Linked DNA regions of Mus musculus: regions 1 and 2 are each linked to region 3. The links are chromatin loops, found by intact Hi-C in ENCODE. Cell type or tissue: heart. All regions are shown on one strand.

Region 1 (8,000 bases), 620 kb after region 3:
ACTGTTGGGCGGAGCCTAGAAGGAAGGCTAACAGTTACTTTTCTGGACTTTGGAGGGAATGAATGCTGCTAAGGTGCCCTTGATCGGTGGAACAAAGGATTCTGAGCTTTCTTTACTCAGGGGATGGCATCAGTAGCAAAGGTTAGAGCAAAGAATGCGAATAGGAGGGAAGATTCTAGAGAAACATTCATGGTCTCATGAAATGTAGGGACCGCGTTAATACAGGTGCCAACCTGTGCGTATGTGCTTGCGTGAGTGCTGCATGCCTGCAAGCGTGTTTCCAGCAAGCTCAGTAGAGCAGTGAATGGGTTTAGAGTTGGGGTTAATGGAGCAGGAAGGGAGCTAGATCATAGGCAAGAAAATGTAGAGCACTGTATAGTTCAGGGAGGAAAAAAAGAACTGGGACCACTGAGATATGTTCGACTTGAGCGCAGTACTTGGGTCCTACATGGAGGAAACTGCCACAGGTTGTTCTGTGATCTCTGTGGTGTGTATGTTTTGCAAATTCATATATTCCTATATGGAACTGAAAAGAGGAGAGATGATGACCCGGTAATGAGTTGTCTTATAAGAATTTAGTGATTGAGCCATTAGCAGTTGGTTGAAAGCTAGGAGGAAGATTGCTCAGTCAGTGTTGTATTTGCCACACAATCGTGATAAACTGAGTGTGACTGTTATGAAATATAATGCAGTGAGGCCTGTGCCAAGGTGTGCCCCTGAGAAATTATGCCATGTAACAGATCTGGAATAAGGGGGTTTATTTGGGGGAATGGATATGAGTGAGGACATGGAGAATGGGTAGAGGCAGACATGTAGACATGGAGATAGGTAGACAGATGGGAACGGAGCCATGAGGGCAGAGAAGAGGATGGGGCACAGAGGACAGAAATGTGGAGAGACCAGGAACACACAGAAACAGAGAGAGCTGGAGTGGCCAGACAGTCCTTTTATAAGCAGCCCACCCTGATGCACAGTCAGGAGGCAGGTGATAAGCTAAGCCATTGCTGGATTCCAATGGGATCCTCTGTAAGCTAACAATGACCCCAAGAGCCCACATAAAATAGGCAAGAACTGAGGGCTGGTTCTCTTGAAAGACCCACAACGTGAGGACTCCCCCACATTCTGACTCAGGAGAGGCAACAATCCAAATCACTCACAAGAAACGGGCTTGCTGCAAACTACAAGAAGACTTTTATTCAAGAGCGCTCTCGGGCCCACGATCATACACCACGCAGGGGTAGAGGACCGTGGTGCCCAGAGTAGCTGGGTAAGGGGTTATTTAAAGGAAGAAACCACAACTCAAGGAAGTGGGGAGGGCGTTGTTGGAAAATACCAAAGATACCAGTTAAGAGTCCCAAGGAAGTGCAAAGTCACAAGAGTCACAAGGAATACCTGGTAATTGTTCGGGTTATCTCTCAAGACAGTTTCTAAGAGCCCCTAACAATAGCACATTCTTTGAATGAACACTCTTTGAACCCAGGAAGCGGGTGGGTGGAGGAATGTTGCTATCTGTTTTATGATTAGCATACCTTGGAGCATTGAGTCACAGAGGTCACATTCCCAAGCCTGGGCCTAAAGGCCTAGAATTTTGTTATATATTTGTTATACTTTCACTCTAACCACAGTGCCTAGAGATGGAGACAGGTCCATCCCAGAAGCTTGCTGGTCAGCTAGTCTAATAGCCAGAGAGCTTCAGGTTCAGTGTGACATCCTGGGTCAGAGAAATATTATATTATAAAAGGAGACACCTGACAGAGACATCTGAGCTCCACATGCGTGAGCACATTCTTGAATACCCCACCATGTACATACCTACACGTGAATACATACAAACACACAGAGAAACAGTTGACCACTTACTGCCTTTCTGAAATCACATAAGCGGTGACCAATGAGGCGAAGTTTGTGTTCTGTTGCAATAGGAGGTTCAATTATGTTTCTCATGTATGGCTACACCCTTGAACCTAATAATATGTCTCCCTCATAGGAGATTACACACAGCACATTACAAAAAGTAGGTACAAAGGATTAACTCACCCATGTGAGGTATCGTTTATGGGAGACATTGTTTTCTGAGTTAGAATCTGAACCAATCAAAATATCAGCAGTTATCGATCACAGTGAGACATTTTCATCCAGAGAGTGTGTATGGCATGATTGCACACAGAAAGGCCCGAGAAATGGTTCTGTCCTTGGGCCAAATGTAGGGCACAGGTCAGGAGACAGCAGCCACTCATGAAGGGAAGATAAGGCAAAAGTTGGAATATATTGAACCCCTAGCTAAGATTTGTGGAGATATTTGAGCAGAGGGTACCAGCCCCAAAAGTTGTCCTGCAGGAGCTTGCTATGCCATCCCAGTTTACTGTAGAAATGTAACTATGGTAACAGAGAGAGGGGACAGATTGGTGGGGGAGGATGCTGGGAGGGGTAGGGACTACTTGGGAAGCCTTTGGGAAAAGGCTGTGATTTTTCTAAAGTAGAGATTAAAAGGTGTGAAAGATTTTATGGTGAAACACCACATCAGCCTCGTGATTGCTTAGATTCGATTAAAAGCATCAATTTGTGGCCGGAAAGGCAGCTTCTGGGTAAAACAACTGCTTCGGAAAGCCTGAAGACCAGAGTTCAGGCTCTGGAAGCCCTGTTAATATAGGCGAGAATTAGACTTCCCAGAGCTGCCTTCTGACTCCCATATGCACGCACACGTTAACAATAAATACTTTTTTAAAAAGAAACATTTGTTTGTAACTTACTCTTCTGCTGTGGTTTACATTTGATTAAATTAAATGAAGAAAAGGTTGCAAACATCAAGCCTAACTTTGTGCAATTGGTTATAGCTCTTGATTTATTCTCCACTTTTCAGGAGAAGGCTCACATATTCCAAATGAAACATGCATCAGTATTTGAGTTGTGTGGTACCTTAGCAGTATTATTCTCAATGATGTATTAAAACATCTGAAGTGGAATGTGTTCTTATTCATTACAAGATTTTTATCGAGATCTGAATCACTCTACTAAATGTAATGCCTGGAAGTTGAAAGGGCGGCTGGTTTGGTACCAGTTATTTTTAAAGTATGATATAAATACACCTGGCACATTCTAGATAATGTATAAAACTTTTAGAGACTAATGGTGCCTTCCTTGATCCTGGGTGTAATTTGTCATTTTCAAACATAGTTAGGTCTCACTGCCCTCTAGTGGTTGGTGGCTTCTAAGCCTGTGGTCTGGTGAGAAAATTGGACATTAGAATATAACCCAAGACTTTACCCTCAATCTTGCCCATCAGTCACCATCTACCCACTCTTTCCTGCTCTGTGGGTCCAGGGAACACAGCCTCTGATCAGATCTATTGCCCAACTTTCTTGATTTGAGTCCCAATAGCCTTGATTATGTCCAGGAGAAAGGTACCCGCTAAAGGGTTCGTTATTTTTAGTGTCAAGTATTCTATTTATTATTTGAATATAAACATCATTTGTCACACTCACACAAGTTAGAGCTGCATACTAAGTGTCTATGAATCAAGCACGGTGTGGGCTTTTCTACTTGGAAAGGAGTTCTGTGTCTTTGATAGGGATGTGACTCTTTGGCCTTCCTTTGGTCTGGTGCTTGAAGCTGGGGGGAATCTGTTTCTCAAGCCAGCTCAGCAGGCGCTTGAGCTCATGTGTTGCAGGCTCCAAATACACCAAATATAGTTTAGATTGCTTGGTTTCTCTAATTCCAGTTGATCCAGATTTTCATTTTATCTGAAGTTTGTTTGTTTTTTTAAAATCAAGAAGCAGAATGCCAAATGGTTGTTTCTTTAAACCACAGCTATTAACCTTAAACCAGAGAAATACAGAGAATGAATTTTGAGCCCCTTAGACATTTGCAGGAAGATCTTCAGACTGGTTAACTGGGGGATAAAAATTCATCTCCCTCAAATGCCTGCTTGATGGTTTCAGGGTGTTGTGGCAGACCTTTGCTACTTTGTGTTCTTCTTTCTCCCTCCCCCACCCCAGCTTCCCCTCCTAACACTAGATAGGAGAGAAGCAAGGGTAGAGTGGAGAGAGACATTAGGAAAATCCCGAATCTAATTTCTTGCCTTTTGTTTCTTCTTTGACTATGGCTGTTAACAAACTACAGTCAACTTCCCTAAACTACCAATAACTACCCCCAAGAGCCTTAGCATTTATATACTCTCTGAAAAGTTCTCAGAATTCCAAATGTCACACAATCGCAGAAACTATCTGCAGCTGGCAAAACCATGCCTCATAGATGTCTACTTTTTTGAAGTGTAAGGCTCACAGCCAGTGCCCCAACAAGATCGGTTAGCACCTGTCCTTCATAAGTCAATGAAACAAACCAAATTAATGGTGAAAAGCAGAAGAGAGAGACTGATTGAATGTGACCACACTGAGAGGAGGGACAAATAGATCCAGCCCCTTCCCTCAACCACCTTCAGTATCTGAATTTCAATAGAAGGCAAGTGACTTGCATAATGAGGCAGCCCCAGGAAAGTTCTTCCCCACCCCCAGCCCCCAGCATCTTCACAGGCCAGTCCCACCTAAAGGATACCAGGAGAAGTTGTAAATCTTGTTCCCAGACAGTTCTTTCTCTGACTGCCCGGGAACTTTTTCATCTCCTAGGAGGAGATTGGGGTACCTTCATTTCTGGTGATTCATTGTTTGACTAGTGTGGCAGCCAACAGGAGGTGCACAAGGCAGGGGTTATATGCTTTTTTTTTTTTTTTTAGAACAATGTATTTTTTTCTCACCTAAGACTTCAAATTCATGTGGTCTGGTAGTCTTCCATTTCTAAACCATCCAGGACTGGATGGCTTTCTTTCTCTGAAAGGTAGTTAGTTTCATTCTGAAAGTGGCAGCAGGAGGACTGACCTGTGTGGTCAGTCACCGAGCTCTTCCCCACTTTTCCCAGGAAGTCCAATCTGGCTTTCTACTGTACTCATAGCTCTATCTGACAAACCAGAAGGTAGATGATGAAGCAGGAGGTGTGGAGTTGGGTGGTCAGCCTTCCAGTGGGTTTTACGACTGAGTTAGGTCAAGCCCTGCTTTTTCTCTTAACTTCCCACCCAATGATCTCCAGTCTCTCGAACCCACAGCCTCGAGAGCCGAGGTGTGCAGCGGTACTGGGGAGAGGTTCCGCATCTTCAGGGCAGAGAAGACCTATGCGGTGAAGGCTGGGCGCTGGTACTTTGAATTTGAGGCTGTCACTGCTGGAGACATGCGGGTGGGCTGGAGCAGGCCAGGCTGCCAACCAGATCTAGAACTGGGTTCTGATGACCGTGCCTTTGCTTTTGATGGCTTTAAGGTGAGTAGCTTGCTGAGTCCTGGCCTATCCCTGCTTGTATGTGCAGATGCCAAAACCCTTTCTGGTCTCACAGCAGACCTTGGACATGTCTCTTTAGTCATCTCAGGATTCTTTATTGCCCTACAGAACCAGTGAAATTTAGCAAAATGTTGTCAAAGAATGAGGTCTTCCTGGTCTATCAGAAATGGTAAAGAAGCCAGTTCTGTGGTGCATACGTTAATCCCAGCAGTGAGGAAGCTGAGGCAGGAGGATCACAAGCTCAGGTCCAACCTGGGCTTCGTGTAGAGAGACCTTATCTAAACAAACAAACAAACAAAGGGACTGGGCTTTGGTTTCATTCTTGCTGGTGACCAGACATAGTGAACCAGAGCAAGAAATAACCTTCAGAAATGGAAGTGACATTCCCGCTTCACTCAGAGACTACAGATAAGGAAAGATGTTCAACTCTGGGGACACAAGTAGGGTAAGGAGACAACAGAGGTGGGAGGGGAATTCTGAGTTGTAATGCCTTTGATGCATCATTAGTTTAAAAATTTAAAAGCAATATGTTGTAGTGAGACAATTATCAGTATTTTACACAAAGGCAGTAGCACATTATGTAAAAATCACAATGAAGGTGGCACTTCCAAATTAATTCAAAGGATTCATGTGACAAAGTAAGTCATATGAGTAATTTTTTACCTTTAAATGAGTGTAACCCAAACTCACATTTGAAACGTTGTATCTAAGTGTGTTTATAAGTGGGCTGGTATCCATGTTTGGTTTGGGGCTTGTTCATTTTCACAGATACCTTCGGAGTATTTTTAGGTGTGATTTGAAGCTTTGCTGATTTTAGAAAGGAACTGAGAAGTTTCCAGAATTTCATTTTGTTTAAGTAACATCAAGAAGGGGGGTTTCATTTTGAGAAAGGCAAACATGAGAAGGGGTTTTTCTTCCTTTCTTCCTTCCTCCTCTCCTCTCCCCTCCCCTCCTTTCCCCTTCTCTCTCTTTCTTTCTCTCTTTCTTTCTCTCTCTCTCTCTCTCTCTCTCTCTCTCTCTCTCTCTTTCTTTCTTTCTTTCTTTCTTTCTTTCTTTCTTTCTTTCTTTCTTTCTTTCTTTCTAGTGGTTGGCACCCAGCTTGATTCTCAGCTCTTAACTATACATTCGGGAGTAAAGAAGAATAGTCCATAGCCATAGTACATACAGTTAGATCAACTTTCAAAAGGATGAAATAGCATCTGGTTTATTCACAGTCCCTCCCCTGTGTACACAGTAGGGATTCAGACTCCCCTGACATCCCTTTATCCCCAGCCTGGCACTAGACTGGTAGTTCCAACTGAGATCATCCTATTGCTGCTGGTCTGTCTGACTCTGTAAAAAGGGACTCTTTCGCCTCTCACAGGCACAGCGGTGGCACCAGGGCAATGAACACTACGGGCGCTCATGGCAAGCTGGTGACGTCGTGGGCTGCATGGTTGATATGAATGAACACACCATGATGTTCACTCTGAACGGCGAGATCCTGCTGGATGATTCAGGCTCTGAGCTGGCATTCAAGGACTTTGATGTTGGTGATGGTAAGAGCCACGGTGTTCTGTCATTTGGGTTTGCAGACAATGCATGGCCAGGCCCAATAGTAGTTTTAGGGTGAGTGGGTGTGTAAGTTGCCTCTGTAAATGTCTGGGCACTATGGTGACATGTGGCTGATCTGGTCAAGCATGCTTGAGATTATTACAGCAGAAATGACACCTACCCTACTTACGTAGAGTTTTGATGAGGTGGGGGTGTCTGTGTGTACAGCAGAAAGAATGGTGGCCACTACAATGGTGTCCCACAACATTAACCCCTCATTCAGAACATTCCTGGTCCATCAGTGGATTAGAGCATTTTCTTATCTATTAACTTTATAAGAAAGGAAGGAGAATCTGACATGGCTCAGCAAGTCCCTCTGTCAGAATCTCGAGTGACAAAGGTGACTAAAGCCAGGTCTCACTTTCTTGTAGATTGCTGTTTGCCAGAGAGGTTGATACTATTAAATTCTATTCTGTGGGTAAATTCTACCATCAAGACATCAGGGTAGAGGTTTTGCAAAACACTAAATTAAAAACAAATAAACAACAAACAAACAAACACCCCAGAACTAGCCCGTGAGCTGACTATATCACTTTCGGGATATTCTCAGAGAATCCTTTGTCTTACCACAGCGATGCTTGCTCATGCATGTTCTCTGCTGCTGCTCTGTTCACAATAACCAGGAAATGGAATCAGCCTAGATGTCCATCAGTTGATGGACGGAGGGTGGAAATATGGTATATGCACACAATGGGATTAGATACAGATGTGAGAAAAAAAAAGGATTCTGAAAAAAAAAAGAGGATAGGACTGATAATCCACCCCAACTCAGAAAGACAAATAAGTTCTTTTTCATTCTTGGGTTTTTAATATTTCTATATGTGCATATGCATGAACATGGGTCCAGTTATATATAAGTCTCAAAACTAGAAAAGAAACCATGAGAGGGGAGAAAGGAGGTCTTGAGGGTCATAGGACACACAAGGCACGGGAAAGGGAGCACTGGGGCTGGAAGGACATGGGGTGGGGGAGGAGGGAGCATGAAAAAGGAGGAAAGACAAAAACAAGTGCCAGAGTGAAACCTATTGCAGTATCAGTTCTAATTAGCACACAAATTATGTGACATCCTCTTAATTGTCAGGTCC
Region 2 (8,000 bases), 90 kb after region 3:
AGGAGCGGTGAATTCAAGTGGTTGTATGTATCTGTGGCCCACCATTTAAAATGCAGGCTTTTGGAGAGTTTGTTTCATTTATCTGTGAGCAGTTACCTTCAGCAGATATTTACAAGATCCTCCCTGCTGGGAACTGTGGGGATCCTGAGTTGTGTTTGTCTTTTACTTTGTTGCTGTTAGTATCATTATTCTCTAATGGGAATTCTAATTAGTCATCCATCAGTCAATTCTTTGGGAGCTAAACCAGAGACCTTTTTCCTCACAGCTCTGAGAATGGCCTCAGTGTGTTGGTCTGGCTGGGAGATGGATCCTTCCCTGTTTTTTAAGGCATTCCTCACCCTGTGGCAGCATTGATCCAGTTGAACCTCTGTCTTCACGGGGCCTTATGTCCTGCTGGGCTAAGAGATCTGCTTACTTCAGGGTGATCTCACCTTCGCCTGTTCCCTTCTGGGAAGACCCTTCTGCATAATGTCCAGTCACAGCTTTAGGAAATGAGCACATGGGCTATTCAGCCCACAGCAGGGAGCTTTCAGTTAGCAATCTGGTCATTTACCAATCCAAACCCCGTGAGGTGCTATCACTCAGACAGCAATGGAAACACTCTTTGTGCTTTCTCCTAAGCTCTGGAACATAGAAACGCCCCGTTCCAGCTCTCCTCTCCAAACTTAGCATGGATTCATGTAGTATCTCGTGGACTTTCCCATGTGGTAATGAACTGCACAGAACTCTTGAATTAATATCCAGCGTGGATTAATAGATTCATATCTCTGCTCATTAGTGCCTGGCCCAAGTGGAAGGCCAGGGTCGATTTCAAATGTGTTCATGGCTGTCTGCAGGATCACCACCATGGCTGCCCTGGCCATACTCGCATACTCGTCTGTTCATAGGTTTTGCCTTAGTCTCTGGGTACTAGGCTGGGTATTCAGTTACCCTTCACCTTGTCCTTCTGGCTGAAGGTATGCTTTAGCACTGTCATTTTCTCCTCCCTTTCCTCCCCTCCCTTCTCCTCCCCCTCCTGTCCTGTTCTCCCCTCCCCTCCCCTCCCCCTTCCTTCCAGTTCTCTGAGCAAGGTCTTTTCTATACTTTCCAAACTGATCTTGAATCTACTATATAATCCAGGCTGGCCCAGAACCAGGGCCAACCCCTGCCTCAACCTCCCAAGTGCTGGAGTCACAGGCACGTGACGCTCTGCCTGATTATTCCCTTTCCTCCTCTTCCCTTTAAAGACCCAGAATGCTTATAGCCATATTAGCCATGGCTGTAGAGGGCCTTGTGCAGGAATCGCCTAACTGTTGAGACAGTGATGGTCTTGGGTGCAGCACGCGCTGGGACATAGCCACTGCTTTACCATTACCGTAGGTGTTTTTATGTCTGCTGTCCACTGTCACGGCAGCTTTCCCATCGAGTCCCCCTCTCTGCTCATTTGCTGTCCTGACAGTCCCACACAGCCTGCTGTCAGCTTAGTGATGACTCTTGGTCAATCCTTGCATCCCACCTGCTATTTTGGCCCTCTTACTGTGATAATTTGTATTGATTTCTGAATCCAGGTGTGGGCTATCCTGAGGCTAACTGACCTCCTTAGCCATGAACTTCTCTTGAAGTGGAAACTGGAAACATTCTTCCTTACCTTCAACAGGTGGTAGAAACTGTATCCACCTTGACCCTGTTTGGAGGTGAGCTCTGAGTTTAGGTCTGTGGGCTTATTGTAAGCTTGTAGAGGGATCTTGTTGACCTCAGACCTATGCGCTAGGAGTCTAGGAGCCTCGTGTGCTTGTCTTGTAATTTAGGCTTCTCCTCACCAGCCGTCCCTTCTCTCTGCAAGCTTTCCTTTCTGTTCCTTTGGCGGTTCTCACAGGCACTCAGGACAGAGACTTTGCAAGTATGACTTTGATTTGAGCCAGACTTAGACAGCGGCCACATGGCGGGGCAGGCTCCCTTCAAGACCTCCCAGAGGAAGCGGTTATTAGAAGCCTGCTCACTGTTAGAGCATCCAAGCCCTTAACCCTCATTTCTCCCCACAGATTTAGTGCACATGGGCAGACCCTCCCAGATGAAAGAGCTGCAGTAACTCACATGTCCTGTTACTATCTTGCTTTTTCTGGTGCAGAGGGAAGGATGTGGAACAGAAGTCTCACCCTTCACTTTCTGTGTTTAGGTTTAATTTCTATGATTCCTGCCTCCTTTCCTGCCCTGCCTCCTCAATAGGGAGACTGGGTCTAAGGAGGCAGTTCTTGGTTGTTTTTTTGTTTGTTTTTAGTCTAGTTTTCTTTAACACTTTCTGCTCACATGGTGTTCCTGTTGCGTTCTAAAGGTTCAGTAGACATAAACATGAATGACAGAGTATCATTTTGAACCCCTTGTTCACTGACCCTACCAAGTTCATGGACAGGTCAAAACAACAACAACAACAACAAACTCCACTTACCAAACTTGATATCATAGGAGGAAAGCACGTGTGGTCACCAGGGTCCTTTGCTCTTCTGATTGGTCTTACAGCAGCAAATACAGTGACAGCCACATATATATATGTGTGTGTGTGACAACCCCTTTCTTTAGATGTTTTGTTTCTCTTGGGGGGAAGGTAGCTATGTTTGAAGGTGTTAAGGACAACCCTTATCCCACACGGTGAGTTTCATCACTCTCCCTGGGTGGTTTCCAGAGCAGATAGATACCACGAATGTGAGGATGGGGCTGGGAAGTAGGAGGACATCCCCACACACCTCCACTCCCCACCCCCATTCCCCACCCCCATCCCCCACCCCCACCCCACCCCTGTCTCTAGCATCTTTCCAAGGAACCTATCTTTCTCAGAGACAAAGTTGTGAGAGTCAGAAACAAGACTAACAAAAATGGGGTAATGATCTGGATGCATGCTATAGGAATCTCCATGTTAACATGTTATATACACTTTTAAAAGCCCATTGAAGAAGGCAGGGCACAGGCCCTCAGTTGGACCATTCAAATATCCTATTCCTAGGACTTGCAAGATGGCTGAGCATCTGGATAAAGGCTCAGTCTTACCAACAAGCCTGAGCCCTTGGCTCCACCTGGTGGAAGGAAAGAATTGACTCTTAGGAATTATCCTTTAACTTACATGTGTCTTCCGTAGAATATGTGTGTGCACATATATGCATGTGCTCAAACACACATCCACATCCACATACTGAATAAATGGGTAAAAACGTAATCCTAAAATAACTATTCTGGGATCGTGTCAGTGCTGTCCAGCTGCCCTGAGGTTCAGGGTCATGGGCCCATGAAACATGAAGCAGAGTGGTCGGTATAAGCCGATGAGTGCCTCCCTCCGTTCACCGTGGTTTCTCCTCTTCGCCTGTGTGTGTCCGTGTCCCGTGTTATTTTTTCCCCCTCAGACATTGTCAACACTCCCAAACCCGATGAAAGAGCCATCATGACTTACGTTTCCTGCTTCTACCATGCTTTCGCGGGAGCGGAGCAGGTACTCCTCCCCTGTGCGCGCAGCCGACCGCGCTGCTCTTCCGTGTGCGCGTGTGCATCTCTGGGTGTGTGTCTGTGTGCTTCACATCTGACCTTGGAATATCAGTGTTTCATAACGACCTAACACAGCAAGTTCCCAACTGCTAGTCATCTTAAAAAATCCAATCACTCACACAAACAAGCAAAAAAATCCTTTAGACCATAACCAAAGTGTTTTTCTTCTATTCCCCGCCCCCCAGGATATGTCTTCCATTTTATTAGAAGACTGTTAGAAACATTTGTACATTCTGGGGAGCAGAGTGCCTTGAAGGGTGTGCTGCATGCATTGAGTGGCGAAGGGCAGGCGACTAGGAGACAGAAATGCCTCTGCCATGTTTGTTGTTCTTGGTTGCCTGGAAACGACCTTTTATTCAGTGGTTTGCTCCATTATAACAGACTAACTGTATGTTTAGTCGACGGAACAAAAGGGTTACGACCTCAGAAGCACTCACCTGCCTCAGAACAGTTTGAGGGAAATTATGAGAGACCAGTCATCCACCTCCTGCAGCTTCATCTGTCTCTGCTGCTCACCCCTGTACGTGGGGAACCCTTATGGACGGACAGACAGAATGTGCCCTGTTTCTGCCATCTTTGTAAAGGCCACCACTGAGAGATGATGGTAATCGGGATCATTGTGCTCAGGAGAATTAGGGCTTTAGAGGGCCGGACTTTGGGGAGAGTGTCCAGTGGCTTCTCTAGGCCAAGTTTTGGATTGTCCTGGGCTGCACAGTGGTGTCCAATCTGTAGCCAAAGGTTGCAAAAATGTGCGTGTATTTACTTGGCCTTACACTGAAACATGATATTGTCACCTACAAAGTTCACACTCAAGAACTCTGTAATGAAGTCTCACACACACATGCACACGCACAAGCACAGGCACACGCACACACACATTTAAGTTGGATTGGTGGGATGGCTTAGACAATAAAAGCACTTGCTGCTAAGCCTGACATCCTGAGTTCAACCCCCAGGACCCACATGGTAGAAAAAGAGAAGACACTACAAATTGTCCTGATGTCCACATATGTGTCTTTATACACATAATCTACACCTGTGCCCAGTCATTGTACACACACATACACACACACATGAAATAAAATGTAAAAACAACAAGTAAAGCCAGGCATGGGAGTATACTCCTTAAATCTCATATCTTGGGAGACAGAGGCAAGCAGATTTCTGTAAATTTGAGGCCAGCCTGGTCTACGTATTGAGTTCCAGGCCAGCCAGGACTACATAGTGAGTGAGACTCTGTCTGAAAACAAAGAAACGTCTCCCTCCAAAAAGCCCAAAGAATTCAATACTTTACTACTTGGTGTTGGGATATATTCATTGCTATCCTGGTTACATGTGGCACCTGGGTCATGAGTTGGACACCTCTGCTTTAGAACAGGCACAGCGCTCTTCTTGGTCCATCCTAGAAACGTGTTAAGAGGCACGTGACTCAAGTTCCCTTCAAGATAATGACCAAGGATTATGTATTGGTTCATTGTATTTACTGCTCTTGTAGATTAAACAATGAAACAACATCTTAAGGCACGCTCATCTCCAACATCCCATCTAGAAAGTTCTTCCATGGATTCAAGGTCAATAACATGGATACATTCAGGACCCAACCTCTTCAGCTTTGATTTCTGAAGGCCAGGGTCATTCCAACCCATAGCCGTAGGGTCTATTCAGGAGTATTTAGCTGGATAGTCAGGGACCTGAGACCTTGGTTTCCTCGACCTACATATTTCTGTTACTAACTTGCTTGATGTTTTATAAAGTTTGTACTTTAGACTAATGATATCTCCCCATTATTCCCTACAGTATATTCAGCCTGCCGTGTAAGTCTGTGTGAAAACTAAAAAAAAAAAAAAAAAAAAGGTGTGAACTGATTCACCCCCTCTATCTTCCCCACCCTGACCCAGACTGCACCATCTTCAGCACGCCCTCTTCTCCATCCTGCCCCGCCCCCACATCTGGCTTTACGTGTGTCTGCGAGCATACCCTCGTCGCCCAGCCATCCTGTTTACCTATTGTGTTTTGCAGGCCGAGACAGCAGCTAACAGAATATGTAAGGTTCTTGCTGTGAATCAAGAGAATGAGAGGCTGATGGAAGAATATGAGAGGCTAGCGAGTGAGGTAAAGGAAATGGGGGCAGCTCCGTCCCATCTGCCTGCAGCCAGGGGTGAGGCAGAGGCTGCAAACGGACTGTCCATGTTTATTTTTTGCACTTTTCATCTCAGAGAGAGTGAGAGCAGAAAATACATCTGGTCTCAGGCTGCTTATCCTAAAGCAACATGCCGGGTACCTGGTGCCAGTGTCCCTGCCCGTCCCCCTGCCCCCACCGTGGCCTTGGCAAAGACCCCAAAGCTACATGTGTTGATGTGGTAGGAAGGGAATCTAGTCTTAGCTCTGTCCCTGTAAGGTCAGAATCGGTAACTTGTAGCCTGTGGGCTACTGCCATCTTGTAGGGCACTGTTTGTATCAAGGGCCCTGTTCAGCACTGTGACCTCATGTGAAAAGAATTTGCAAAGCCTTTTGGGAGGAGGAGGTGTGGTGTGCATGTGTGTGCGTGCGCGCACAGGCCCTGAGAGGGATCTGGGATGACAGCTCACCTTCCAAACCCTTTGAGCCTTAGGGACGAATTTTTGTAGCTCTTTATCCAAATTCTTGATTTGAGCAATGCATTTACAGTTCTTTTATTTATTTATTTATTTATTTATTTATTTTTATTTATTTTTGTCCTTAGCATAGAGGGTACCAGGACATCCTTGTTACTAACCCTGTGTTATTTTTGTAACACAAGCCCAGGCTGAGGGACCCAAGAGCTGTGTCTTCTGAGATAGAACTCAAGTACAGATCCATAGTCAAGACCAGATAACTTAAACTAAATCTTAAAAATAGTTTAAATGGTTAAAAAAGAATAAATGCAAGACTAGATAGTTTTTATGTTAATTTGATTCAACCAATAATTGCTATGTGCTGTGAAAAGCAATGATCAGCACAAGTGAGAGGTAAACCATCCCAAATACTTACTTGATGGGAACTCAATCAAGTAAACTAAATAAACTAAATATATACCTTCATGCTGCTGCTGTGGGAAGTTTAGCTGTTTGATTCCCTACCACTCTTTTTTTTTTCTTTTGTAATTGTTACTATTGCTGTGTAAAACAAAACAAAACAAAACAAAACAAAACAAAACAACCACCTCATTTGTTGGCATCAAGGAGTCCTTGACTTTACAAGAGAAGTCTATTCAGCACAGAAAGAATGCCAGGAATTTTCTTACTTCTTGTAAACTTAGTTTCTCCCTCACAGCTGTGATAAGACAATCTTACAGAAGCATTGTGGGGGAGACATGGTTTATTCTAACTCACAGTTCCAAGGGAGTGCGGTCCATTATGGGGAAGGAGGCATGGCAACAGAATCCTGAGGCAAGTCGGTCACTTTGTATCCACAGTCAAGAAGCAGAGAGAACAGGAAGCAAGGCCAGGCTATAATAACTTCCCAAAACAGCGCTACCTGCTGGGGAGCATGTACACACGAGCCTCTGAGGGACACTCCTGTTCAATGATGATTGGAGGTGTCATCACTGAAACTCCGTTTCATTCTAGCTTCCCACAGCATCAGTAGACATAAGAGTAAATAGAAGGGGAGCTGGAGAGATGGCAGAGAGATGGCTCAGCAGTTATGAGTCTGGCTGCTTTCCCACAGGACCTGGGTTTGAGTCCCAGCACCCACATGGTGGTTAACAACTGTCTGAACCCCCGGTTCCAGAAGGACCTGACAGCCTCTTTGGCCTCTGAAGGCACTTCATGCATGTGGTGCACAAATATACATTCAGGCAAATTGCCCATATGTATCAAATAAGAAGTAAAATTTCAAAACAAACTAAAAACTAGAAGAATAAACTAAGTGTCTAGGTCTCTGAGGCCTGGATACTGACTCAGGAGAAGGGCAGTCACTAGATTTTGGGGAATTCACTAGGATTTCACTCACTGCCTGTGGAGTTTCATAAAAACTAGGCGATGAAGCCTACCTGGCCCAGAATCTGCCCAGGCTTGTAGTACAATTCTCTAGCGAGTAAACTCATTAGATCTGAGCTTTGTTTTTTTCAACCGAAACATTTGACATTCAACCCAGTTCCTTGCTGAGTGCATCAACTCCATTCTTCTTGTTTTTTTTTTTTTTTTCCTTTTAATTTTGTTTTCCCTCTTAGAATTTGGAGGCTCCATCCAGCATTTGTCTGCTAATGTCTGGTTGCTGCGTTTCTTGTAAATGTCACATTTTTGTCAAACACGACTCCGTGTGCTGACCTGAAGTTCGAGTTAAACCTGTGTGTGGTCTCATCGGGGTGGTCACCGTGGCCCTGGGTGGACACTGTCATTCATTGCACCATGCATAGAGCTGCAGTCCCCAATTTAAGTCAGTACAGTTGTTACCATGCTCAGTCATTGGGAGCCTTGGGGGAGCTGGTCCCAGTTATCGGGCCCCTTTGTTCTTGAACTGGAAACAGT
Region 3 (8,000 bases):
TTATATTTTCATCCAATAATGATACTTGATGTTTTTCCTTCCTATTTGTATCTCCTTTGTCTTATTGCTCTAGCTAAGACTTCACATGTTATCTTGTTCCTGATTTTAGTGGATTTGTTTTAAGTTTCCACTTAAGATGATATTGACTGTGAGCTTGCTGTTAACTGCCTTTATTATGTTGAGGGATGTTTCTTGTATACCTACTCTCTCCAGTACTTTTATCATGAAGAGGTGTTAAATTTTTGTCAAAGGCCTTTTCTGCACATAATGAGATGATCATGTGTTTTTTTTGTCTTTCAGTTTGTTTATATGGTGGATTGCATCTATGGATTTATGTATGTTGAACCATTCTTGCATTATTGGTGTGAAGCCTATACGATCATGGTGGATGGTCTTTTTGATATGTTCATGTATCTAGTTTGCCTACCTGATCCCTGGCCTGGCCAGTGGGTTTCCAGGGAGTCTTGGGTCAGACAAAGGGATGGGTAAGGAAGGAAGGTTGTAGAAGGTCTGAATAGTACCCTGGGAATCAATATTTTTCTTTTAAACCAAACCTGGGCCAGAACATTGCCTGGGGAGGTAAAAGCACTCACCACCAAGCCTGACGACTTGAGTCAGATCCTGGGACCCACAGCATAGAGGGAAAGAACGTACTCTCACAAGTTGTCCTGTGACACACATATAAACAGTAAACGTTTTTAAAAGGGACCTAGTTGAGGCATAATTTAGAAACAATACATGCACCCATTTCAGTGAAACCATTTGGTGACCTTAGCAAATGGACATGCAGGTGTGACTATGTCCCCAGTCCTAACAGAATTTTAGCACCCCTACAAGTTATTTCTCTGCAGTCACTGTGATGACGTCAACACGGCCTAGCCCCAGGAGTACCAGGTAACCACCACCAAACCTGCTTCAATGTCACTGTGGCAAATGATATACACTGTGGACCACACAGGTGAGGATGGAGGCTCTGCCATCCATTTCTCTCCAGAGATGGGGCTCACCATTGCAATAGCATCAGACTTTCTGTACTTGTCTCCGACTGGAAATGTGGGAAACACAGCTGCTCTTTTAAAGGCTCTCTTGGCAAAGGTCCTGCATTTCTCTCCTTTGGATTAACATAGTCTCTCATCGTTAGCTTACCCTGGTTAAAGCAAACAGTACAGAATAAAAACCACCTTTCATGTATCTCTGCAGACAGTAACCTATGTCTACATGAGGTGTTCACTGCGGAGAACAACAAAAGAAGTCAAATACCGATTATGGTGACAAATTTTTCATAAAATTATTTAAGTAAACATGAAGTTTTAGTCCTTGATAAATATTCTCTTAGGAAATATATCGCAATGATAAATTAGTTTTGTTATTTAATATTGAGACATATGAATTATTTAATATGGCTAAATATTTTTTAACTGCCATATTCTGTTGTTGAGAATTTTACACTAATGTCTGAGTACATTCATAACCATAAGCTGAAAATACATAAGGAAATTGGAAACTGGATGTTTGGGACTTTTTAATAATTTAAAAAATATTTAATTATTAATAATTTATTTAATTAAATAATTCTGACTATGCCTGAATCTGTTATGAAAGGAAGGGTGACTAGTCCCCCAGTCCTTTCTTCTCACTAAGAGCTTCTTATTAAGGGCCTCCCTGAAGCCTGACGCCATGACTGGAAAAGCACTACCCTAGGAACATCTAGCCTGTCTTCTAATTGTGAGGACACAGGAGAAGAGCTGTTTCCAAAACCCTGAAACACATACCCAGTTATTTTTAAACTTTTATTTATGTATATGTGTGTGACTGCATGTGTGTTCATCTGTGTGTATGTGTGTGTATGTATGTTGATTTTTTTGGTTTGATTTATTATTGCTTTTTTGTTTTGTTTTGCTTTGCTTTGTTTTGTTTTGTTTTTTGTTTTCAAGATAGGGTTTCTCTATGTATTCCTGGATGTCCTGGAACTCACTCTGTATACCAGGCTGGCCTCGAGCTCAGAAGTCCACCTGCCTCTGCCTCCCAAGTGCTGGGATTAAAGGCGTGTGCCACCACCACCCAGCATGTATGTATGTATATGTGTGTATGTTTGTGAGTGTGTGTGTGTGTGTGTGTGTGTGTGTGTGTGTGTGTGTGTGTGTGTGAGTGAGTATATGTTTGTAGGGGGAAATTATATGTGTGTGTCTGGGGGTGGGTGGGTGTATGTCTGTATGTCTGTATGGGTGTATGTGTGGGTGTGGATGTGTGAACACTCTCTCGACAGTGTTTGCAAGTGCCAAGGACACAGAAGGAAGGCTGTCAGGCTTGGCCTCCGACACTTGATTACCCACCCAAGTTTATCTTTTGTTGAAAAAAGAAATGGGATTAGCTGGACACAGTGACACTTGCCAGTAATCCCAGCATCTTGAAGGTGGAGGCAGGGGGTCAGGAATTCAAGAACTTCATCATCTACACAGAATGTTCAAAGCCGTCCTGGGGTGCACGAGACTGGATTTATTAGCAAGACAGGGTTTCTCTATATAACCTTGGTTGTCACAGAGATCTGCCTGTCTCTACCTCCCCTCCAGAGTGCTGGGATTGAAGGCCACCACTGCCCATCGAGACTGTTGTTAAAAAGAAATGAAAGGGAGAGAAATGGAAGGGAAAGGAGAGGAGGGAACATGAAGGAAGGGAAGGGGTGAGGGAAGGAAAAGAGATGGAAGAGGGGAGGGGAGGGGGGAAAGAGAAGAATGAGGGAGGGGAGGGGAGGACAGACGGGGGAAAGGAGGTACGGATGTCATCAGCAAAATAAACTCAAAATGCAACGTCTACATCTGGCCACATACTCGAAAGCACTTTGAAAAGTGCTTGAAAACGGGGGAAAAAAAATACAGTGGTTCATATATCAACAAAATATCATGGTCTTAGAAGCAGTGGTTTAAACAAGATCTTAGCAATGAAGCCCAGGGATATCATTTTAATAGCTCTGATCGCTTGTTGCTGTGTGAATTTCTGAACATCAATAAAAAGAATTGAATGGAAAAGCCAAAACAAATCCTTTCTCAACTTTAGGAATATTTAACAAAACAACCCCCCCTGTCTTATGTAGCCCAGGCTGGCCTTGAGTTTTTGATCTTCCTGCCCCAATTTCTAGAGTTCTGGGATTAAAGGCATTTTCAACACACCCACATAATATTTTACTTTTAAAATAAATATTTTAAGTTTTGAGTTTGTTGTTTGTTTTTCAAGAAAAGGATTTGGAAATACACAATTGACAAGAAGCACCTGTTATACTTCTGAAGACCAGCAGGTGACACTAAAGTACCTCTCCCTGGTCTTCCATGTGGAACATAGAATTAGAAATGTATATACTGTTGCCTAAATACTGATTCATTAACCCTGAACATGTTGTAAAAATTTTCTAAAACAATGTTCAAATGCCATTTAGAGAGATACAGGATTTAAAAAATGTTTAGTGGTTCTCAGCTGTTGAGAAGCATTCAGTGATCTGCTTATAAACTCATTAAATTAGCGGTATGGGTAGCCCAAGTCTCTTCTCTTCTCTCTGCCTCATGCTACGCTTATTTTGTTGAATATTTGCCACTTCCGATATTGAAAACTGACATAGATTTTAGGACTAGAATCTACAGATAATAAATGGTTTATTTTATCTGTATTGCATATCTTTAAAAGTTGAGTACAGGTCTGAGGAGATGGTTTGGTAGGTAAAAAATGCTTACTGTGTATATAAGAGGACTTGAGTCTAAATTCCCAGGACCCATGTGGAAAAAAAAAAAAAGCTGTGTATGGTCTTTCAAGCCTGTAACCCAGGACAGAGTCAGTGTAGACAGGAGAATCACTGGGGCTTGCTGGCTGCCAGCCTAGCTCCAGATTCAGTGAGAGACCCTGTCTCAAGGGAATAAGGCAGAATGACATAGCAGGACACTGGATCTCCTCTCTGGCCTACACACACACACACACACTCACACATATACACACAAACATATACACTCACACATACATACACACTCACACACAAACACACAAATACACACATGCATATACACTCGCACATACACAATACATACACACATATACACACATACATATACACTCACACAAACACACATATACTCACACACACATACACACATATACACTCACACATACATGCACACATACACTCACACACACTCATACACACACATACACACATATATACAAACTCACATATACACAGTCACATACACACACATATACACTCACACATACATACACACAATATACTCACACTCATACACACACACATACACTCTCGAATACACACAAACACACATAACAGGTGTGAAAGATATGCATCTTTGTACATATCATGTGCATACTAAACTAGAAAGTGTTTAAGTAGCTTGACAGTGGTGGTACACACCCTTAATCCCAGTACTAGGGAAGCAAAGGCGGACAGATCTCTGTGAATTCCAGGCCAACCTGGATTCTGAGTGAATTCCAAGACAGCCAGGGCTACACAGAGAAACCCTGTCTCAAAAAAGCAGAAAAAGAAAAAAGAAAATGTTAAAGAAATAAAGTATATAAGTGATATTTATTATTTACTATTTAATAATATTACTGAAAGTAATATTCCTTGTTCCTGACAAAGACATTTTAAGACAATATCAATAATGTTTTAGGCATTACCACCCTTTAGGAAACAATTTGGAAACATGTGTCTGGAACTTGATATATGTGCATTCCAGTTAATGCACTCATTCTATTTCTGGAAGTCTTTAACAAGCTGACATTCCAGAGCCAGGAACAGACCATTATCATCCTATTGTGTGGGATGGCAGACTTTTTTTTCTTTTTTAATTATAGGGGTTGAAGAGAGGGCTCAGTGGTTAAGAGCACTAGCTACTTTTTCACAGAATCTGGGTTTGTTTCCCAGAAGCCACATAGCAGCTCACAACCTTCTGTAACTCTAGTTCCAGGGGAATCCAACACAGGGGATCTTATGGCCTTTGTAGGCTCCCGGCATACAAGTGGTACACACACACACACACACACACACACACACACACACACACACGCACCACAAAGACAAAATGCTCATACACATAAAATAAAAACCTACAGTTATATATTGTTAAGTATAAATATAGGTAATAGAAATACATATTTCTTTTCTTTTTTTGGATGGGGGCAAAGCTTTACTATGTAGCCCTGACTGTTCTAGAACTCACTATGTAGGCAAGGCTGGCCTTGAACTCACAGAGAACCACCAGCCTCTGCTTCCCCAAGTGCTGAGATTAATGGTATGTACCACCATACCATGTGTGTGTGTGTTTCAAAAACTGTAGTTTGATAACTTTAAACAAAAGCAATTAAAGGTATTTTTCTTCCTTTTTTTTTTTTTTTTTTGAGACAGGGTTTCTCTGTGTAGCCCTGGCTGTCCTGGAACTCACTTTGTAGACCAGGCTGGCCTCGAACTCAGAATTCTGCCTGCCTCTGCCTCCGGAGTGCTGGGATTAAAGGCGTGTGCCACCACGCCTTTAGGTATTTTTCTAAGTTATCCAAGCATATCAATAACTTTTTGTATATTGTGTCATTTTCTGTTGTAAATCAACCTCTAAGATTTTAAAGCTTAATATGCACTGTTAAGTTTTTCCCCTTAAACAACTACATGTAAGAAACTTACTAGAGACAACATACCAGCACTTCAATAGAGCATTTTTCTTCTCACGATATGTGAATGGCATGTCTTTCTGAGGAGAACAGTTGCATCCTTTGAAGAAGGCTCTTAGTGCTGGGGGTCAGTTTTCTACGGATAAGGAGCCAGGGAGCGGATGGCATCCTGCTAAAGACAGGATGGGAAACACCACAGTAACAGAGTGCTTGCCTAACATGTGCAAAGCTATGGGTTTAGGTGTGCTTGTGTGCATGCATGCATGCATGCATACATGTGTGTGCACATGTTAAACATTGGGAAATCTTACATTCAGTATCTCAGAGAAGCTTCCTGAAAAAAGAAAAAAAAACAGTATTGTACAGGCAAAATTGTTAAGCTTGTTTTGTTATTTATTTTGTGTGCATGGGTGTTTAGCCTGTGTGCATATCATGTGAGGTACCTGGTGGCTTCAGAGGCCAGAGGAGGTCATTAGATTCCCTGGTTTGGAGTTATAGAGTAAGCCACCACGTGGGTGCTGGGAATTGAACCGGGGTCCTCTGGAAGAGCAATCAGTGTTCTTACCTGCTGAACCATCTCTCCAGCATATATTATTTTTAATTATGTGTGTGCATGAGGTAAGACTGTGCACTGTGTGCATGTGAGTATTAGTGTCCAAGGTTCGAGACATCAGATCCCACATCCAGCCTGTCTCAGGGAGCTGGAGTTGCAAGCAACTGCAAGCTGTTCCAGTTGATGCTGGGAACTAACCCAGATCTTCTTCAAGAGCAATACATGCTCTTAACTTCTGAGCTACCTCTCCAGCCCTGAAAGGACTTTTATTTTTGTAAATTGCCACTTCATTTGGGTAAGGTGGTGCATGGCTTTAATCCTAGCACAGATGAAGCAGGGACAAGTAGGTCTCTATAGCTCTCTGTAGGCTTTTATTTTTCAAAAGCTACTTAATAAGGGTTCTTTAACCCTTTAATGATTTAGCCTACCTTCTAGCCCACCACCCACCAGAGGTAGTGGACAGGAAAGGTAAACAGGGCAGAGGAGGATGTGGACCTGTTTAGAAATAGTTCATTGAGGCTATTCCAGTCTTCATTGTCAGGATAGCAGCAGTTCACACAGTGAACTTGATCCACTTGCAGGCAATAGCTGTTCAATCTAGAAGAAATCGAAAGGCTCTTCCAATCCCCCCGAGTCCAAGAAAGTGGCAAGAAGCTGCCGGAGCACCACCAGAAGCTCTTTGGTGGTGTTTCTCTCTACACAGTCACGACAAAACAATGATCATTGAAGAAGGCAAGGTGAACCAATGCCACAGCATCGTCAGCGAAGACCAAAGTATGGCAAGGCCACACTGTATCAGCCACTGTCTGTTGGGTTATATTTACACCCTTTCCAAACATCATGTGTTCTCTCAAGCATCTTCCCTAGCAAAAGAGCACACACCCTTTTTTCAGGCAGCTTCCAGGAAAACACCACATTTCTGTTCTCAGTAAAACATTCTCCCACGTGTCTGCTTCAGCAAAAAACCCTCTCATAAGACAGTTTCCAGAAAAACATTACATGACACAACTGAGTCTCCAAAGAAACCAGAAATTTCCACTTCAAATCTCTGTGAATTCAAGGCCAGCTAAAGCTACATAGTGAGATTCTGTTTTAAAAGGTAAGAAAGTAAATAAATAAATTAATTTTTCTTATTTTTTGTTTGTTTAAAAGATAGATTTATTTATTTTATTATATGTAAGTACACTGTAGCTGTGTTCAGACACTTTTTCTTCACTCTCTGGCCCTGCCTGCTCCCGCCCCACTCACTCTGGCCCAAAGATTTATTTATTTATCATATGTAAGTACACTGTAGCTGTCTTCAGACACATCAGAAGAGGGCATCAGATCTCATTATGGGTGGTTGGGAGCCACCATGTGGTTGCTGGGATTTGAACTCAGGACCTCCAGAAAGAGCAGTCAGTGCTCTTAACCACTGAGCCATCTCTCCAGCCATGTTTGTTTGTTTTTGATTTTCAAGATGGTGTTTCTCTGTCTAGCCCTGGTTCTCCTGGAACTCACTCTGTAGATCAGGCTGGCCTCACATTCAGAGATCCCTTTGCCTCTGCCTCCCAAGTGCTGGGATTAGAGGCATGTGCCATTACTGCCCTGCTGACAAATCACTTTTTAGAAGAAAAATCTAAAGATTTTATGTAAAGATTTCTAAAACTCTAAAAAGATACCAGAAAAGGGAATGTGAAACAAAAACTACTGGGAAATAAGAACCCTCTGAGAGCTATTGAGGTTGTCGCTCTCTGGTGCCTGTACTTATAGGAGAGGGCTGGCTTCATGGAGGGAATCAACAGACCTG

What was found. Hi-C counts contacts between places; a loop is a spot of excess contacts. Peaks named below come from ENCODE experiments on the same cell type or tissue, not always from the same donor. Only the 100,000 strongest peaks of a DNase experiment are listed, where the experiment ranks them.
Region 1: a loop joins it to region 3, with 4 times the contacts of the local background. A loop is called at or near these places in 5 of 42 quality-filtered maps.
Region 2: a loop joins it to region 3, with 10 times the contacts of the local background. A loop is called at or near these places in 26 of 42 quality-filtered maps.

Annotation. Positions count from the first base shown.
Region 1 is chr13:11,758,531-11,766,530 of GRCm38, reverse strand. Ryr2 (ryanodine receptor 2, cardiac) reads left to right here. Exons shown (of 105, transcript NM_023868.2): 28 at 5,096-5,304; 29 at 6,686-6,860. Among named protein-coding and RNA genes, the nearest start is that of Ryr2, 340 kb to the left of the region's middle. In heart, a CTCF peak has its summit at 3,190 (motif pointing left); no DNase peak of the experiment used is centred here.
Region 2 is chr13:12,291,932-12,299,931 of GRCm38, reverse strand. Actn2 (actinin alpha 2) reads left to right here. Exons shown (of 21, transcript NM_033268.4): 8 at 3,372-3,457; 9 at 5,530-5,622. Among named protein-coding and RNA genes, the nearest start is that of Gm40667, 14 kb to the left of the region's middle. In heart, a CTCF peak has its summit at 3,058 (motif pointing left); a DNase peak (open chromatin) is centred at 5,961; H3K27ac peaks cover 3,627 bases.
Region 3 is chr13:12,381,792-12,389,791 of GRCm38, reverse strand. No RefSeq gene overlaps it. Among named protein-coding and RNA genes, the nearest start is that of Heatr1, 9.6 kb to the left of the region's middle. In heart, a CTCF peak has its summit at 3,289 (motif pointing right); no DNase peak of the experiment used is centred here; H3K27ac peaks cover 1,878 bases.